Regions from separate parts of the Homo sapiens genome. Here region 1 is linked to region 2. A link is an interaction called in ENCODE POLR2A ChIA-PET data of the cell type or tissue named here. Cell type or tissue: GM12878. All regions are shown on one strand. Each heading gives the region's core, and the rest is flanking DNA. Links, peaks and the distances in the headings are about the cores only.

What was found. ChIA-PET counts read pairs that join two places held together with the same protein. Peaks named below come from ENCODE experiments on the same cell type or tissue, not always from the same donor. Only the 100,000 strongest peaks of a DNase experiment are listed, where the experiment ranks them.
Region 1: POLR2A ChIA-PET joins it to region 2 with 11 read pairs; 8 of 35 experiments call an interaction of 5 or more read pairs at or near these places.

Annotation. Positions count from the first base shown.
Region 1 is chr7:45,000,813-45,012,659 of GRCh38, forward strand. The region is part of intron 1 of CCM2 (CCM2 scaffold protein); the gene reads left to right. Among named protein-coding and RNA genes, the nearest start is that of CCM2, 6.5 kb to the left of the region's middle. In GM12878, for the core only: no CTCF peak of the experiment used is centred there; a DNase peak (open chromatin) is centred at 7,179; H3K27ac peaks cover 1,056 bases.
Region 2 is chr7:45,055,845-45,064,275 of GRCh38, forward strand. CCM2 (CCM2 scaffold protein) reads left to right here. Exons shown (of 10, transcript NM_031443.4): 3 at 8,074-8,157. Among named protein-coding and RNA genes, the nearest start is that of NACAD, 29 kb to the right of the region's middle. In GM12878, for the core only: no CTCF peak of the experiment used is centred there; no DNase peak of the experiment used is centred there; H3K27ac peaks cover 1,082 bases.

The DNA.
Region 1 (11,847 bases), core at 2,386-10,385, 53 kb before region 2:
CAGACCTAAAACCATTGATTGATTTTAGTGACGCTAGCTACATTTGGCAGTGGGATTTAGGACATAGTTCATAGTCAAACCCCAGTTTATGTAGTTTTACAAAATGTGGCTTTAATTACAGTAAAGGGTTATAGTAGTCGATAAAGAAACATTTTAAGACTGGAAAAACGATGTGGATTGAACTACCATTAAAGTGGAAAATGGATTTTAATAAAATGTATCTTTTTCAAATAAATGCTTTATAATCTTCACGTCTTGGCTATCATTTTCTTTTTGATGTGTGTGTGCGCACTTTTATCCACAAGTTTAAAGCAGACCTCGATAATTCCTAACTATGATTTTACTACCCTGAACTCTGCAGGGAAGTGTCCTTTAATTGACAGCTACTCACCACCTTGTTTGACAGAGTGCCCCATTTAAAAGTCCTGTTTGAAATAGAATGTAGCCAGGTGGCCTTCAGGGAGTCCTGTGGTGCTGGTTCTCTACTTTCTCAACTCATTGTTTCATGTTAGCACCATGCATGTCTAATTTAGGTGCAGTATAATTTGCGGTTATCTACAAAGATGTTTTAAGTCTGGAAAATAGCTCAAGATAGTGATTCAGCCTGCAGGTGTTAGATTAGAGATGCGTGCTGCGCACAGAAGAGGGAGGAGCCAAGCAGTGTAAAAGGAGTTAGCTGGAAAGGAGAGGTGCTAACCCGGTGGCTGCTTAGTAGGGACCATCAGGCCCGAGTGTGGATGATGCTGAGCTTTGCGGAAAGTGAGCCATGTGCTCTGTGGAATGCCGGGATCCAAGAGCGCGCTAAGGACTGATGACCTCATTGTGCACCGCTTACAGGAGTACCTGGCCCATCTACCTGTGTGTGATAGGCAAGGATGGAATTGAGTGATTTTTTTTTCTAGAGCTGTCTATCAGCTTTGGTAGAAACATGAAACACCCAGCAAATAGGGAGAGAGAGAGAGAAGCAGTAAGACTGTTTTTGGGGTACAAGTGAAAAAACAGTAAAATTATCAAGAATTTTCCAGTTGGGTAATGAAAAAATTTAGGCATAAACAGGTTAATTATTAATTTCATTTTCTCACTAGAGGAGATAATCAGTTGTTATGTAGTTGCTTAAGCCAGGGGTTTTGTGTTTTTTCTGTATTCTGCCACTTGTCTTAGCTTGTTTCCTGTAGACAAGCCAGACAAGGAGCTTTGGGGCATGGATTCTTCTCCAGGTCATGACTTAACACTACCTCGTGTACTCTGCCAGTTGCAAGCTGGCAGAACCTTCCTGCTCAGCTACCACATTCAATGTGAGATCACCTCCAGTTTAATAACTTCGGTGGTTAAATCATTCTCATTAAGGTAAATTGCATTGCTCTAAACTTATACACAAATTCAGACATAAGTAGCAGAAGTGCTGACAATAGTTTTATGAAGGTACAGTTTGGACGCTTAAATTCTTCTAAGTTAGCTTCTTCAAAAAATGCAGAATTAGGCTGGGTATGGTAGCTACGCCTGTAATCCAGCACTTTGGGAGGCCAAGGCTCGATCACTTTAGCTCAGGAGTTCGAGACCAGCCTGGGCAACATGGCAAAACCCCATCTATACAAAAAATACAGAAATTAGCCAGGCGCGGCAGCGCTCGCCTATAGTCTCAGCTACTTGGGAGGCTGAGGCAGGAGGATCACCTGAGCTCAGGTGGGCCTTTTTTTTTTTTTTCTTTTTAATCTCAGACACTTGTCTTGGTGTCTGCCAAGCAGTGATTCAGGCTTTTTTTTACCTCGGCCCATTTTCCTCAGGACACAGGAATCAGTGAGTTGGCAGAGAACCTATGGACCAAAGTGAGTCTCACGGAAACTTGGCCCCAGTGTATCACTGCCCTTTCTCAAGTCACCTCAGCACATGTGGTGATGATGACTGTACACCTGGGTTTCCTCAAGTGGGCCATGGTTCGTTTAACAAATGTCTGTTGAGCCCCTCTTGTGTCCCATGAAACTCACTGGGTGATGGGGATACAGGAAGAGCTTGTGGCCCCCAGGAGCTGATGGGGAGATGGATCACTCATGGGTCCATCTGAAGGAATGAGTGCATTGACAGAAAAGTCCTCTGGCCACTAAAGGTGTGGGGCCTGGGGAGTAGAAGTGACCACTTGGGGCTGCTCTTCTGTCCTGATGTCTACAGAGTGTCTACTTTTTAGCCTACAAGTTCTGTTTTGGGGTTTGGAGAATAAGGCTCCTACCTACGGTATGGACTCATGTTCTGTGCATTGTGGCACTATGTAATTCCTTTTTTTTTGAGATAGAGTTTCGCTCTTGTTGCCCAGGCTGGAGTGCAATGGCACGATCTCAGCTCACTGCAACCTCCGCCTCCCGGGTTCAGGTGATTCTCTTGCCTCAGCCTCCCGAGTAGCTGGGATTACAGGCGTGTGCCATCATGCCCAGCTAATTTTTGTATTTTTAGTAGAGACGGGGTTTCTCCATGTTGGTCAGGCTAGTCTCAAACTCCGGATCTCAGGTGATCCACCCACCTTGGCCTCCCAAGGTGCTGGGTGGCTGAGCCACCGCACCTGACAGTAATTCCTTTTTATTAGAAACTTGGATGCACTTAAGTTGGGTTGTGTGGATTTTTATACTCAGATCACAGCCCAAAAAAGCTGTCTTGTCAGGGTTGGGTGTAGGTAATCCTAACACTTTGGGAGGCCGAAGCAGGCGGATCACTTGACACCAGGAGTTTGAGACCAGCCTGGCCAGCATGGTGAAACCCCGTCTCTACTAAAAATACAAAATTAGCTGGGCGTGGTGGCATGTGCCTATAATCCCAGTTAGGAGGCTGAGGCAGGAGAATCTCTTGAACCCGGGAGGTGGAGGTTGCAGTGAGCTGAGATCATGCCACTGTACTCCAGCCTGGGCAACAGGGCAAGACTCCATCTCCAAAAAAAAAAAAAAACCATCTTGTGGCCTTAACCTTGTGGGTCTCAGCTTCTCTGCTGCCTCTGGTCTTCGGTTGCCCCACCAGGTGGCTATGATTTCACACTGATCAAAGTTAAATATTTTTACATTCATCTAGTTTATTTGCATTGTTTAAGGTAGAAAAAGGTTATAGGTTGAGTGTAGTGGCTACGCCTGTAATCCCAGCACTTTGGGAGACTGAGGTGGGAGGATCACTTGAGCCTAGGAGTTTGAGATCAGCCTGGACAATGTAGTGAGACCCTATCTCTACAAAAAATAAGAAAATTAGCTGAGCATGGTGGTGCATGCCTGTAGTTCCAGCTACTTGGGATGCTGAGAAGGGAAGATCGCTTGAGCCCTGGAGGTCGAGGCTGCAGTGAGTGTGATTGTGCCACCACCTGAGTGACAGCAAGACCCTGTCTCAAGAAGAAAAAGAGAAAAAAAAGGTTATAAAGTTCCCTAGAAATGTAGGACTAGATATTAAATAATAAATAAGGAATTATTAATTTTGTTGGGTATGATAATTAAGTTCTGATCTGATAGGCATGTATTCTGAGATATTTGTAGGTGAAATAATATGATTTCTGGGATTTGCTTTACTCAAAATAGAAGAAACAAAGGGGATAGCTGAATGCTTTGGTAATGGTTATATATTGTTCTGTCTACTTTTATGTATTTTTGAGAATTTCCATAATAAAAAGTGGAGGGGAAAAGATCCTCTAGGTTACAGGCCCTGAACTATCAGCTGCTGTAGTCACTGCTGGACCAGTGTCTGTGAGGAACTGAAAGCTTGGATTGGACCAGTACCTTTTAAAATTTGGTCACTGCAGGCACCAGGAAGCCATACCTTCTCCATGCTGACCTGATGCAGACATAAATGTGTGTGTCTGTATAACCGAAGTGAAAGTTTAAAGGAACCACACTTAAACGCTCTGATTTTTTAATTCTATTTTTTTTTCTTTCTATTACAACTGGTGGTTGGCCAGGTGCGGTGGCTCACACTGGTAATCCCAGCACTTTGGGAGGCTGAGGTGGGTGGATCACCTGTCAGGAGTCTGAGACCAGCCATGGTGAAACCCCATCTCTACTAAAAATACAAAAATTAGCTGAGCGTGGTGGTGGGGCCTGTAATCCTAGCTACTTGTGAGGCTGAGGCAGGAGAATTGCTTGAACTCGGGAGATGGAGGTTGCAGTGAGCTGAGAATGTGCCATTGCGCTCCAGCCTGGGCGACAAGAGTAAGACTCCGTCTCAAAAAAAAAAAAAAGGCTCATGGTCATGACCCACTAAACCGATTCTATAACTGTCACAAGCCATACTTGGGTTCAGAAGGTGAATTGGGGCTGCTATATTTTGTTTTATTTTTCCTCTTGGGTAGCTATTGCAGTGATTCTTGGATGGCAACTTGGTAACTCAGGGTCAGGAGGCTGGAGAACCAGGCAGGAGGTGCTCAGCAGAGAACCTAAGGCAGCCAGTAGGTGAGGCCAGAATGATCGGCAACATAAGGCTGGTTACTTTTCTGTCTTGAAGAGTTACCATTTACATAGTATGTATTTGTTAATTTTCAACATATTGTCAGATTCTGTCATAATTTAGATTCAGAAAGCACATCAGAACCTTCCAGGGCTGCTCTGAGCATCCTTTCAGAGGAAGATAGTGTAAAGCAAAACGTTTCTCTTAGCAATATTATTGCAGTGAAGGGCTTCCCTGCAGACGAGAAGGGCGTCTGCAGTCTGCCCCACTGGGGCGCTTACTCTTGATCTTCCAGTTTTTTCATTTCCGTCAGCAGTGCCCCCTCCTTGTTGTCACTTTGCAGTGTAAGTAAATGGTCATGATTAAGTCCTATAAACCTAACTATTGAGCATTTAAATCACCCTCTATTGTTGGTTTACGTGGTGGCGATACAAGTTTTTAGTGAGATAACTTGGTCATGCCTTGCCTATTATGTGCTTAGCCCACTGAGAAGAGGGTTAGGGACATTGCACTTTGGAAAGTAGGTCACTTACACCTAAAATTAGAGACTAAAGGCAGACCTAGGATGTCAGAAGAGACATGGGGCAGGCAGCAGCCACTTCCAGCCAGGTTGAGACCGGGACTGTGTCCTGCAGTTCAGAAGCAGAGATGAGGTGGAGAGGACCCCCCAGTCCTGGGAAGTCCTTGGGCTGGGAAGTTGGGTGTTGGTTCTGTATGCACTTGAAGCCACTGGAGGTGTTCCACATCATGCATTCACTTGTCCATTAAACTATTGTTTATTAGCACCAATGGTGTCAGACACAGATGCTGGAGACTGAAATGTGTACGGTGAGCCTGTGGCTGCAGAGCAGGAAGTGGAGCCCGGGGATGGATGGTGGGAGCAGGCTTTGGTAAGAGTGATCAGGAACACCTTTATGAAAACTTCAAAAGCAAATGTAAAGAAAAAAAATCATGTAACGAAGTCCCCTGTGCCCATGTGTGGGCAGTCAGTTTCATGTGCACCTTCTCCTCATTCCTGCTTCCTGCCTGTGTGGGCCGAATAGTGTCCCCTCAGAGTCATGTGCTGAAGCCCCTACTTCCAGGACCTCAGGATGTGACTGTATTTGAAGATGGAGTCTTTTTTTTTTTATTTGTTTTTATTTTAGACGGAGTCTTGTTGCTCTGTCACCCAGGCTGGAGTGCAGTGGTGCAATCTTGGCTCGCTGCAAGCTCCGCCTCCCAGGTTCCCGCCATTCTCCTGCCTCGGCCTCCTGAGTAGCTAGGACTACAGGTGCCCGCCACCACACCTGGCTAATTTTTTTGTATTTTTGGTAGAGATGGGGTTTCACCGTATTAGCCAGGATGGTCTCAATCTCCTGACTCCGTGATCCACCCACCTCGGCCTCCCAAAGTGCTGGGATTATAGGCTTGAGCCACCATGCCTGGCCTGAAGATGGAGTCTTTAAGGAGGTGATTGAGGTAAAATGAGGTAATTGTGTGGGCCCTAATCCAATCTGATGGATGTCCTTATAGGAAGTTATTAGGACACAGAGAGGAATGATCATTGGAGGACTCATGGAGAAGGCAGCCATCTGCAAGCCAAGGAGAGACCTCAGGAGAAACCACCCTGCTAAATTTACCTTGATCTTGGACTTTCAGCATCTAGACTCTAAGAGAATAAGTTTCTATTATTGAAGCCACTCAAGTCTATAATACTTAGTCCTGGCAGCCCAAGAAGGCTAATGCACCAGGTGATTTTGAAGCAAACCCTAGAGTTCAGTTTGTAGATAGAAGTGCAGTAGTAACTCATCAAGACAGAAGAGTAACAAGCCTTATGTTGCTGGTCATTCTGGCCTCATCTGCTGGCTGCCTTAGGGTCTCTGGGGTGAGTTCTGAGGACCAAGTCTACACTGTCAACATGGCCACGGACGAGCTGCTCAGAGTGACAGGACAACCCTCACTGTGCTGTATGTAAACCATAAATCACAGCACACTCTTTGTGGTTGGGAGAACATGTATGGTGTTTTGGGAGCTGGCACAGTCAGGGATGTCATTCATTTCATCTGGGACAGGCTTTGTGCTCTGGGATCTGTGGCGGGAGCAGTGAGCCCAGCCATGTCCTCTGCATGCATCGCTGTGTCCTTGTGAACAGTGGATCTTTGTTAGCGCGCTTCGCACTCCTTGGCTTTTTTATCTTTCAATCAAGAACAGCAACTGCTCTTCAAATGATTCTACAGGTATGAGGGAGTTTACATTTGGATTTGTCAATGGAACCATTAGGATTTTTTGTTTGTTTGTTTTGTAAAAATAAGAACTTTTTTCCTTAGCCTTGTGTCTGTGCCAAAAATGTGACCTTTTTTTTTCTCCCAAGTGTGCCCAAACAGTAACAATTTTTTGCTTGGATTATGTTAAGAATTAGGGCATTTGACCATAGGCATTAGATGTATGTGCAATGAAAGTGATCCCCTTTAATAAGCATAATAGGAACATGGAATTTGGGCTTTTGTTTGCAGCTTAGGATGATGGTGTGTCTTGTAACCCAAGGAGGTTTTTCACTTTTCTGAAAGTGAGAAGACTGGTCAGCCTAAACCCGTGGTGTCACTGTTCTTAAGGGAAACCTAGTTGAGGAGTGGGAGATAACCATTTCACATGTTGTTTTTGTACCTTGGAGAAAAAAAAGAGAGAAGCCTTTATTTAAATCTTTATGTCTATTCTATAGTTTAAAATTCCATACAGGTTTTTTTCAAAAAATCAAATTTGCTTCCTGTGTGTTGTCACCATGAGCTCTCTGGTCAGGTGTGGAAACTGAAATGTTTCCCTTGTTGGTTTATGTGGTGGGGTACATTTTTTTTTTTTTTTTTTTTTGAGGTGGAGTCTTGCTCTGCTGCCCAGGCTGGAGTGCAGTTGCATGACCTCAGCTCACTGCAGGCTCCGCCTCCTGGGTTCAAGCAATTCTGCCTCAGCCTCCCAAGTAGCTGGGACTATAGGTGCGTGTTCCCATGCCCGGCTAATTTTTTTATTTTTGGTAGAGATGGGGTTTCCCCATGTTGGCAAGAATGGTCTTGATCTCTTGACCTCATGATCCACCCGCCTCGTCCTCCCGAAGTCCTGACCAATGTGTGCCTCTGTGTGCCACCGTGCCTGGCCAAGGGTACATGTTCTTTTTTTTTTTTTTTTTTTTTTTTTTTGAGACAGTTTTGCTCTTGCCCAGGCTGGAGTGCAGTGGCGCGATCTCGGCTCACCACAACCTCTACCTCCCAGGTTCAAGCGATTCTCCTGCCTCAGCCTTCCCAAGTAGCTGGGATTACAGGCATGCGCCACCAAGTCCGGCTAATTTTGTATTTTTAGTAGAGACGGGGTTTCTCCATGTGGGTCAGACTGGTCTCAAACTCCCAACCTCAGGTGATCCACCTACCTCGGCCTCCCAAAGTACTGGGATTACAGGCGTGAGCCACCGCACCCGGCCAAGGGTACATGTTCTTAATGAGATGCCTTGGTCAGGTCTAAGTGTCAGTTATGGTGCATGTTGATTTTCTGTCAGATGTCTGAAAATGCCCTAGATATGATTATGTCTAGCTAATTTATTACTGCCATTAGATACATCACCTTTACATAGCTTTTACTTTTCATGCTACTGGGTATAGACAATAACCATAGCCCACCTGCCTGTGCACTTCTAATATCAGGCTGAGTTCAAGTTCCTTTCTAAGGCTCCCCCTCTCACTTAGTATTGTCCGTCTTTCTTGAAAGAGGTATGTGCAGCCTCCGTGTTTGCTTTTTCCAGCACATTCTTCCACCCTCAGCATTTTATGATGAAAATTTTTGGGACAGGCACGGTGCTCACGCCTCTAATCCCAGCACTTTAGAAGGCCAAGGCAGGCAGATCACCTGAGATCAGAAGTTCAAGACCAGCCTGGCCAACATGGCGAAATGCTATCTCTACAAAAATACAAAAATAAGCAGGGCATGGTGGTGTGTGCCTGTAATCCCAGCTACTCCAGAGGCTGAGGCAGGAGAATCGCTTGAACCCGGGAGGCAGAGGTTGCTGTGAGCCAAGATTGCGCCATTGCACTCCAGCCTGGGCGACAGAGGGAGCCTCTGTCTCAAAAAAAAAAAAAAAAAAAAAATTTTTGAGTACACCAAAGTTGAAAGAATTTTGCAGTGAATACTTGCACCTAGATTCTGCCACTAACGTTGGCTATACTTGTTTTTTTTTTTTTTTTTTTTGAGACGGAGTCTCACTCTGTCACCTAGGATGGAGTGCAATGGCGTGATTTCGGCTCATTGCAACCTCCGCCTCCTTTGTTCAAGCGATTCTCCTGCCTCAGCCTCCCCAGCAGCTGGGATTACAGGCATGTGCCATCACGCCTGGCTAAGTTTTTGTATTTAGTAGAGATAGGGTTTCACCATGTTGGTGGGGCTGGTCTAGAACTCCTGACCTCAGATGATCCGCCCACCTCGGCCTCCCAAAGTGCTGGGATTACACTCATGAGCCACCCTGCCTGGCCTGGCTATACTTGTTTTATCCCATATCTAGCATTTGTTTATCACTGTACCTGCCCATCAACTCATTTTATTTTTCTGATGCATTCCTCAATAAATTGCAGACATTGTTTCACTTTGATCTAAATACATTAGCATGCATGTCATTAACTAGGGTTCAATATTTGCTTACAGTTTTCTTTTGATGTAAAATTATGTAACAATGAAATACACACTTTTTTTTTTTTTTTAAACAGGGTCTCACTCTGTCACAGAGGCTGGAGTGCCGTGGTGCAATCATGGCACACTGCAGCCTTGACTTCCCAGACTCAAGTGATCCTCCCGCCCCAGTCTCCTCAGTAGCTAGGACTAAATGGGTTTGTCACCATGCCCAGCTAATTTTTTTTATTTTTTGTAGAGACGAGGTCTCACTGTGTTGCCCAGGCTGGTCTTGAATTCCTGGGCTTAAGCAATCCTTCTGTCTCGGCCTGCCAAAGTGTTGGTATTACAGGCGTGAGCCACTGCTCCTGGCCAAATAATACACATCTTCAGTGAATATTAGCTAAATTTTGACAAATGCATACTCCTACGTAACTGAAACCCCTACTAAGAAATAAAATATTACCTACCATCACTGAGAAAATTCCCTTATGCCCCTTAGAAAGTCCTTCCCCCAAGGTAGTACTGTTCTGATTTTTTTCCACCATAGGTTAATTTTGTTCATTCTAGAACTTCATACAGATGGATTCATACAGTATACATTGTGTTGTGCAGGGATCACTGTACTCAGCATAATGTTTTTGAGATTTATCCATATATTGCTGCATGTTTCAGTTGCTGAGTAATATTTTGTTGTATGTTTATGCTGTGATTTGTTTATTCATTTGTTGGAGATTTAGTTTCTTTCTAGTTTGTGTATATATATATATATTTTTTTGAGATGGAGTTTTGCTCTTGTCGCACAGACTGGAATGCAATGGTGTGATCTCAGCTCACTGTAACCTCTGCCTCCTGGGTTCAAGTGATTCTCCTGCCTCAGCCTCCTGAGTAGGTGGGATTATAGGTGCCCGCCACGATGCCTGGCTAATTTTTGTATTTTTAGTAGAGATGGGGTTTCACCATGTTGGCCAGGCTGGTCTCGAACCCCTGACCTCAGGTGATACACTTGCCACGGCCTCCCAGTCTACTTTGTATTTTGAAAAAGCTGCTGTGAACATTTGTGAATGAGTCATTATGTGAACATGTTTTCATTTATTTTGGGTAAATACCTAATAATGGAATTGCTGAATTTTATGGGAACTATATGTTTAACTTTATAAGACACTGCCAAACTTTCTGCTAAATTTTTGTCTCCTAATTCTTTGTTTTTTTCTCTTTCCAGAGACAGGGTCTCATTCTGTAACCCAGGCTGGAGTGTAGTGGTGCAATCAGAGCTCAGTATAACCTCAAACTCCTGCAGTTCTCATGCCTCAACCTCCCAAGTAGTTAGGACGATAGGTGTGTGCCACTATGCCCAGCTAAATTTTTTTTTTTTTTGAGACGGAGTCTCACTCTTGTTGCCCAGGTTGGAGTGCAATGGTGCGATCTCAGCTCACTGCAGCCTCTGCCTCCCAAGTTCTAGTTATTCTCATGCCTCAGCCTCCCTGGTAGCTGGGATTACAGGTGCCCGCCACCACACCCGGCTAATTTTTGTATTTTTAGTAGAGATGGGGTTTCACCATGTTGGCCGGGCTCCTCTCGAACTCCTGACCTCAGGTGATCCAGCTGCCTTGGCCTCCCAAAGTGCTGGGATTATAGGTGTGAGCCACTGTACCCAGCTGGGCTAATTTTTAAAAATTTTTATTTTTATGTTTTATTTTTTAATGGTTGCTTTATTTATTTATTTATTTACTGAGATGGAGTCTCACTCTGTTGCCCAGGCTGGGGTGCAGTGGCGTGATCTTGGCTCACTGCAACCTCTGCCTCCTGGTTTCAATCAATTCTCCTACCTCAGCCTCCCAAGTAGCTGAGATTACTGGTGCCCACCACTATGCCTGGCTAATTTTTGTATTTTTAGTAGAGGTGAGGTTTCAATATGTTGGCCAGGATGATCTCAAATTCTTGATCTCAAGTGATCTGCCTGCCTTGGCCTCTCTAAAAGTGCTGAGATTATAGGTGTAAGCCATCGTGCCCTGCCCTGGCTAACTTTTTAAAAAGTTTTTGTAGAGTATCAGTATTTTAGTATGTTGTCCAGGGTGGTCTTGGACACCTGGCCTAAAGCCACCTTGGCCTCCCAAAGTGCTGGGATTACAGGCATGAGCCACTGCATCCAGCTAATCCTGTCAGTTATTGAGAGAGAGGGTGTTAAGTTCTCTAGTTATTATTTTGGATTTGTTTTTCCCTTTAGTTAGTTTTGGCTTCATGTATTTTGAAGCTCTGTTGTTAAGTACATACACATTTAGGATCATAATATCTTTTTTTTTTTTTTTTTTTTGAGATGGTAGTCTTTCTCTCTTACCCAGGCTGCAGTGTAGTGCTACGATCTTGGCTAACTGCAACCTCCACCTCCTGGGTTCAAGTGATTCTCCTGTCTCAGCCTTCTGAGTAGCTGGAATTACAGGCATGCACCACCATGCCCAGGTAATTTTTGTATTTTTAGTAGAGACGGGGTTTTGCCATGTTAGCCAGCCTGGTCTTGAACTCCTGACCTCAGGTGATCCACCCGCCTCGGCCTCCCAAAGTGCTGGGATTACAGGTGTGAGCCACTGCTCCCAGCCCATAATGTCTTGTTGAAATGAATCTTTTTCATTATGACATGACCATCTTTATTTCTAGTAAGACTTCTTGTCCCAATCTCTTGTCTGATATTAATATAGCTACACCACATTCTTTTTTTGCCTTAGGGACTTTAGCAACTGCCGAAGAGTCTCGCTCTGTCGCCGAGGCTGGAGAGCAGTAGTATGATCATAACTCACTGCAGCCTTGAACTCCTGGGCTCAAGTG
Region 2 (8,431 bases), core at 432-8,431:
CCCTCCCACAGCCCCTGGCAACCACCGCTTTACTTTTTGTCTCTATGATTTGACTACTCTAGGTATCTTATGTAAGTGGAATCATACAATATTTGTCCTTTTGTGACTGGCTTATTTCGCTTAGCACAGTGCCCTCAAGGTTCTTCCATGTCGTAGCATGTGTCAGCATTTCCATTGCTTTTAAGGCTGAATAATATTTCATTGTATGTGTAGATCACATTTGGTTTATTCATTTATCTGTCAATGAACATTTGAGTTGTTTCTTGCTTTAGTTGATTGTGAATCATGCTGCTATGAACATGGGTGTACAAATGTCTTTTCAAGCCCCTGCTTTTATTTCTTTTGTATATATACCCAGAAGTGGAATTACTGAATCATATGCTAATTCCATGTTTAATTTTTTGAGGAACCACCATATTGCTTTTCACAGGAGTATCATTTTACATTCCCATCAGTAATGCACAGGGTTTCAATATCTCCATATCTTTGCCAACAATTGTAATTTTCCCTTTTTTAAATAGCCATCTAGGCTGGGTGTGGTGGCTCACGCCTGTAATCCTAGCACTTTGGGAGGCTGAGGCAGGAGGATCAATTGAGCTCAGGAGTTCAAGACCAGCCTAGGCAACATAGTGAGACCCCACCCCCGTCACTATTAAAAGAAAAAAGTAGCCATCCTAGTGGGTGTGAAGTGGTATTTCATTACGGTTTTGATTTGCATTTCCCTAATAACTATTGATGTTGAAAATCTTTTCTCATGCTTGGCTTATTGGCCATCTGTGTATCTTTAGAGAAATGTCAAGTCATTTGCCCAGTTTTTAATTGGGTTGTTTGGTTTTTGGTTGTTGAGTTCTAGGACTTCTTTATATATTTTAGATATTAATCCCTTATCAGATATGATTGGAAACATTTTCTCCCATACTGTGGGTTTTTTCACCGTGTTGATTGTATTCTTTGGCGCACAAAAGTGTTTAATTTTGGTGAAGTCCAGATTTGTTTTTCTTTTGTTGCCTGTGCTTTTGGTGTGATAGCCAAGAAATCATTGATAAATCCAATATCATGAAGCTTTTCCTGTGTTTTCTTCTAAGAATTTTATAGTTTTAGGTCTCACATTTATATATTTGACCCATTTTGAGTTAATCTTTGTAAATATTGTTAGGTAAATGGTCTAAACTTCATTCTTTTGCCTGTGGATATCCAGTTTTCCCAGCACCATTTGTTGAAAAGACTGTCTTTTCCCCATTGAATGCTCATCATGGCACCCTTGTTGAAAATAATCTGACCATATACACAAGGGTCTTTCTTGGGCTCTCTTTTTTTCTTTCTTTCTTTTTTTTTTGAGATGGAGTCTCACTCTGTTACCCAGGCTGGAGTGCAGTGGTATGATCTCGACTCACTGCAGCCTCTGCCTCTTGGGTTCAAGCAGCTCCCCTGCCTCAGCCTCCCAAGTAGCTGGGACTACAGGTGTGCGCCGCCACACCCGGCTAAGTTTTGTATTGTTAGTAGAGACGGGGTTTCACCATGTTGGCCAGGATGGTCTTGATATACTGACCTCGTGATCCACCCGCCTCGGCCTCCCAAAGTGCTAGGATTACAGGTGTGAGCCACCGCGCCTGGCCTTGGGCTCTCTTTTCCAATCCATTGGTCAGTGTCTGTCTTTATATCACGCTCTTTCCATGACTGTGGTGGTGTAGTAAGTTTTGAAATCAGGAAGTATGAAAATAGTTGAAATTTATTACTGATAAATGTAAGCAGTATCTACATTTGGTTTATATGAGCAGATAGGAAGAGGATGGAAAGGCCTCAGCTAAGGGCAGGTCTGTGGAAACATTCCAAAATGTTCACTGATGACAGGCTAAGGATGAGCCAGTACTTGGATGTGCTGCTTATTTGTTCTGAAACTGCTCTAATTATCAGAAGGGTCTTACCAGCACTATAGAGATTGGGGAAGCCAATACATACTTTTGCATTCTTCCCTCCCCACTTCCATCCTCACCTTATGAAATATAAAACTTCTTGGAATAACTATACATTTCCTTATGGAGCTGCCCAGCACACGCAATTCTGAAGTTTAGGTTGCCCATCTGACTAAGCCCAAGATGAACTTGTATTTGCCACCGTGCCCTGAGTGTGCTTCAGCCAGTTACTCTTCTGCCTGTTTCCTGCTCCATCCAGTGAGAAGGCTACATTGCATAGCAAGCAGCAGGTAGACTGACTCATGTCACCGTGTTTACGTTGCTTGGATTCGGAAATCTCCAGAGTGACCTCCTTGCTTGGTTCCCAGTCAGAGAGGTCATCTGTCAGCAAAGACAGTTTCCCAACCTTTATACTTTTTGTTTCCTTCTCTTGCATAATTGCATTAGCTGAGACTTCTATATGATGTTAAATCATAGTGATAAGAGGGGACATCTTTGCCTTGTTCCTGATCTTAGGGGGAAGGTATCTAACTTTTTGCCATTAAGTATGATGTTCGCTTTAGGGTGTTTTTTTTTAATACTTTAAGTTTTAGGGTACATGTGCACAACGTGCAGGTTTGTTACATATGTATACATGTGCCATGTTGGTGTGCTGCACCCATTAACTCATCATTTAGCATTAGGTATATCTTCTAATGCTATCCCTCCCCCCTCCCCCCACCCCACAACAGTCCCCGGTGTGTGATGTTCCCTTTCCTGTGTCCATGTGTTGTCATTGTTCAATTCCCACCTATGAGTGAGAACATGCGGTGTTTGTTTTTTTGTCCTTGCGATAGTTTGTTGAGAATGATGGTTTCCAGTTTCATAAATAGATGTTTTTAATTAGTTCAGGAAGTCTCTATTCCTGGTTTGCTGAGAGCTTTTGTCATGAATGGGTGTTAGATTTGTCAAATGCTTTTTCTACATCTATTGCTACAATCATATGATTTTTCTTTAGCCAGTTGATGTGATGGATTACAACGATATATTTTTTTTTGAGACAGAGTTTTTGTTCTGTCACCTAGGCTGGAAAGCAGTGGCACGATCTTGCCTCAGCCTCCTGAGTAGCTGGGATTACAGGCACCTGCCACCACGCCCAGCTAATTTTTTTTTTTTTTTTGTATTTTTAGTGTAAACGGGGTTTTGCCATGTTGGCCAGGCTGGTCTCAAACTCCTGACCTCAGGTGATCCACCTACCTTGGCCTCTCAAAGTGCTGGGATTACAGGTGTGAGCTACCATGACCAGCCTAATTTTCTTATTTTTAGTAGAGATGGGGTTTCACCATGTTGGCCACACTAGTCTTGAACTCCTGACCTCAGGTGATCCACCCATCTTGGCTTCTCTAAATGCTGGGATTATAGGCATGAGTCACTGCCCCCGCTACGATTGATATTTGAACATTGAATTAGCCTTGCACACCTGGGATAAATCCTGCCTGGTCGTGGTGTATAATTATTAATACATTATTGGATTCAATTTGCTGATTTTTTGTTTAAAAGTTTTGGCCAGGCATGGTGGCTCATGCCTGTAATCCCAGCACTTTGGGAGGCCAAGGCAGGAGGATCACTTGAGCCTAGGAGTTTGAGACTAGCCTAGGCAATGTGGCGAAACCCTGTCTGTTAAAAAAAAAAAAAAGAAAGAAAGAAAGAAAAAACAAAAAATACAGGCTGGGTGCGGTGGCTCATGCCTGTATTCCCAGCACTTTTGAAGGCCGAGGCGGGCGGATTGATTGAGCTCAGGAGTTCGAGACCAGCCTGGGCAACATGGCAAAACCCCGTCTGTCTCTACAAAAAATACAAAAATTAGCTGGGCCTGGTGGCATGTGCGTGTAGTCTCATCTACTAGTGGGAGGATCGCTTCAGCCTGGGAGGTTGAGGCTGCAGTGAGCTGTGATTGTGCCACTGCACTCCAGCCTGGGCAACAGAGCAAGACCCTGTCTCAAAAATGTGTATGTGTGTATATATATATATTTATTTTAGTGGTTGCCTTAGGGTTTGCAATATACATTCACAACTAATCAAAATCCACTTTCAAATAATGCTGTGCTGCTTCACAGGTAGTGCAAATACCTTGTAACCAAGTATTCCCAGTTCACTCCTCCCACTGCTTATAACATTGCTGTCATTTATTTCATTTATCCTTAGGCTACAGTCACCCAATACACAAATTTTATTTTGAACAAATTGTTAATGTGTTAGAGCAATTAAAATAAGAAAAATAAAAGATTAATTTTACCTACATTTATTTCTTCTCTGATGCTTTTCCCCTTCTTTACATAGATCAGAGTTTCTGACCAAATCATTTTCATTCTCTCTGAAGAAGTTCTTTTAACTTTTCTTGAAATGTTAAATCCCTGAGTTTTTGTTTTTCTGATAAAAATCTTTATTTCTCTTTCACTTTTGAAGGATAATTTCACTGGATACAGAATCAAATAGTTCCCTCCTCTCTCTTCTTGCTTGGATGGTTCCTGAAGAGAAATCCAGTGTCATTCTTGTTCTTGCCATTTTATAGGTAGGATGTTTTTTTCCTGTGGAAAAAATTCCCAGATTTCTGCAAAGAGAGAATCTTCCTTTCTAATTTTCTTTTTGTCTTTGATTTCTGCAGTTTGATGTGATTTGCCTCAGTGTAAATTACCTGCTTTTTACCGTTTCATGTTCTCTGACCTTATTGGATCTGTGGATGGGTGTCTGACATTAGTTTGGGGAACTTCTCAGCTCTCATTACTCCAAATAGTTATTGTGTTCTTTTCTTTCTCTTGATATCCTCATTGCACATATGTTACACTTTTTGTAACTGTCCCACAGTTCTTGCATATTCTGTTTTCTTTCTTTCGTTCTTTTTTCCCTTTGCTTTTCATGTTTGGAAGTTTCTGTTGACGTATTCTTAAGCTCAGAGAGTCTCTCCTTGGCTGTGTCCAGCCTCTTGAGCTTGTTGAAGGCAGTCCCCATTGCTGTTACAGGACTTTTGCTTTCTGGCATTTCCTACTGATTGTTGCTTAGGGTTTCCATCTCTGCTTATGCTGCCTATCTGTTCTTACATGATGTCTACTTTTTCCGTTAGAGCCATTACCATATTAATCGTAGTTGTTTTAAATTCCCAATCTGGTAGTTCCAAAATCTCCACTATGTCTGAGTCTGGTTCTGATATGAGGAACTTAGGCGTCAGGTTAATAGGCCTTAGTGTGAGGTACGTTTGGCTGGCTGGGAGTTGGGCTGTGTTTACTGTTTGCTGCCCTTGTGATGCTGGGGGATAAAAATCTCCTGTGTATCCTTGTTTTTGTCTTCCATTGTTTTTGGGTTTTCTTCAAGATTCCTTCTTAAATAGAGTCTGAGGCCTGCAGTTCTTATAGGTGTGCATCCCTGTTATTACACAGGGGTCCTGTTGATGTGGCTTTCAGGGGAGAGGAAGTGTTCTGTAGTCCTGGGATTAGGTCTCAGTGTTTTAGTGAACCTGTGTCCCTGGGCCGTGGCCTTCACATGTGCTTCTCAGTTTTGTTTTTTTCCTCCCCCTTAGGAGAGACATAAACGATAGAGGAGGCAGGAATTGGGTGTTTCCTTACCCCTAGGTGGTTAGGCTCTGGTAAAATAGTTTTCCTTGAGGAAAGCCCTTTGTTAAGGATAACAGAATGCTCTGGTCATGCCTTTTTCTTTCTTTCTTTCTTTTTTTTTTTTTTTTTTTGAGATGACCTCTGAGCCCTTTATATGTTGGTTGGGAAACTGGAGTGCAGTGGCACCATCATGACTCACTGCAGCCTCAACCTCCTGGGCTCAAATGATCCTCCCATCTCAGCCTCCTGAGTAGCTGGCACCACAGGCACACTGCCGTGCCCAACTATTTTGTTGTTGTTGTTGCTGTTGTTGTTCTTGTTGTAGAGATAGGGTCTCACCATGTTTCCCAGGCTGGTCTCAAACTCCTGGCCTCAAGCAAACCTGCCGCCTTGGCCATCCAAAGTCCTGGGATTATGGGCATGAGCCACCACACCTGGCCTGGTTATACTTTTAAATGATGTATTCTTCCCTCCTCCTACCAGAGTATGAGGAGATGTTTCTCCAGTCTCACCCTGAGAGCCTGGTGGGGCTCATGGAGGTAAAACTCAGACTGGTATGGGGACCTCCCCAGTGACTATTCCCCTGGAGTTTTTGTCTCCTACTGGTCCATGCTCAGTCTCTGCCATTTGTCAGTTCCCCTTTCCTCTCTGCTGGTGCTGGCTCTAGGGTTTCTGCCCCGCAATGAGCTGTGATTCTTAGCATTGCATATCTGTCTCTCCATCTTTGGGGTTATTGTTTTTTCATGTGACCTCAATTATCTGATGGATCTGAGAACAGTCATTGATTTTAAGTTTGCCAGCTTTCTTGTTGTGAGGATGGGAGTGATGACTTCTGAGCCTTTACAAGCTGGACAGGAAATTGGAAAGTCCCATTTCATTCTTTTTTAATAGAGAACTTAACTGTGTGAGGTAATGAACAACTGAGAAATGTTGAGTGCAAGAAGCCTGTTCTTGGGAAGAATCAGCAACCCATTTTAAAAAACAGAAACATTGAAAATGTTATGGTGGTTGGTAAGATGCAGGCAGGAGCACAGCAGGTACAGTGCTGCTGCCCACAGCCTTCTACACCTGAGGCCCTGCATTATGGAGGTTTGCTAAGCCAAGTGCCTCATGGCCATGTGTGACCAAAAAAACCTTTTTACTAAATGTTTTGTGCTGCTATAACAGATACCACAGACTGGGAAATTTATAATGAATAGATATTTCTAGGCTGTGCATGGTGCCTCACACCTGTAATCCCAGCACTTTGGGAAGCTGCGGTGAGCAGATTGCTTAAGTCCAAGAGTTCGAGACCAGCCTGGGCTACATGGCAAAACCCTGTCTCTACAAAAATTAGCCAGGCGTGGTGACACACACCTGTAGTACCAGCTACTCAGGAGGCTAAGGTGGGACAATTGCTTTGAGCCTGGGAGGCAGAGGTTGCAGTGAGCCAAGATCACGCCTCTGCACCCCAGCCTGTGTGATAGAGTGAGACCCTGTCTCAAAAAAAAAAAAAAAATCGTATCGTTCTGGAGGCTAGGAGGTTTAAGGTTGAAGGGCACAGCTGGTGAGGGGCTGCATCTGCATCTTATGTTATCCCAGGGCGAAAGGTGGAAGGGCAGGAGAGGGAAGGGGGTCAAATTCATCCTTTCATCAGGAACCTGCTCCTGAGATAACAAACCCTCTCCCAGGATAACAGCATTAATGTGCTCACAAGGGCAGAGCTCTCGTGGCCTAATCAGCTCTTTTCTTTCTTTTTTTTTTTTGAGATGGAGTTTTGCTCTTGTTGCCCAGGCTGGAGTATAATGGCGCAGTCTTGGCTCACCACAACCTCCGCCTCCCGGGTTCAAGCAATTATCCTGCCTCAGCCTCCTGAGTAGCTGAGATTACAGGCATGCACCACCACGTCCAGCTAATTTTGTATTTTTAGTAGAGACGGGGTTTCTCCATGTTGGTCAGGCTGGTTTCGAACTCCCAACCTCAGGTGATCTGCCCACCTTAGCCTCCCAAAGTGCTGGGATTACAGGCGTGAGCCACCGCACCTGGCCTAATCACCTCTTAAAGGCCCCACCCTTAACACTGTTGCATGTGGGGACTAAGTTTCCAGCACATGCTTTTTGGGGGACACATTGAAACCATAGCACTTCATTTCTCTATTTATGCTCATTTCTCAGCTATGTTGACCTTTGCAATTGAGGAAGTTTATTTTTTAGTGAAGTTGTGCATGATGCCATTGTTTTCAGTTTCCCCAGCAGTGACGAGAAAACCCTGACCATCCCTGTTTTAGAATACAGATTCTACCAAAACTAGTAGTTTTGGTACTAGTAGTTTGGGATACTCATTGCAGGACTTTTGATGATGACCTTCACTGTAGAATAGTAGGAGATGGGGCAGCACTGTCCTCAGCCAGTAGAGATTTCTGTAAGAACCCAGGACTCTCTTCCTAGAGTTGGGCCTCCACGCGAGCCGGAATGGAGACCCATGGGCCTGGTGGCCTGAGTATGAAGCACTTGGTTTGTGCTCTCGGTGGTAGTGATGGTGGTGTTGGCTCAGCTCCCATTTCTCATGGCATTTTTTTCTTCACTTTCTTTCAGTATTTAGGTCAGTTAACGTCCATACCAGGATACCTGAATCCCTCCAGTAGGACTGAAATCCTGCATTTCATAGACAATGCAAAGGTAACCCTATCCTCTTAACCCTGTGCACTAGCCCTCAGCCCCCACCAGCCCTTGGTCCCTGTACTCTTGGCCTCGTGGCTGTGAGGAATGAGCCAGTCCCATCACATTATGGGTACACTTGGCTCTTGGCCATAAAGACTATTCCTTAGTATGGACATTAAGTTGATTCTCGACACTTGCTCCATGTGATTTTGGGCTGTTTCCAAAATTTACACTTTCAAGATATTTCAAACCATGTGCCGTAAGTCTGAATCTGAAGGCAGTTCCAGAAGAA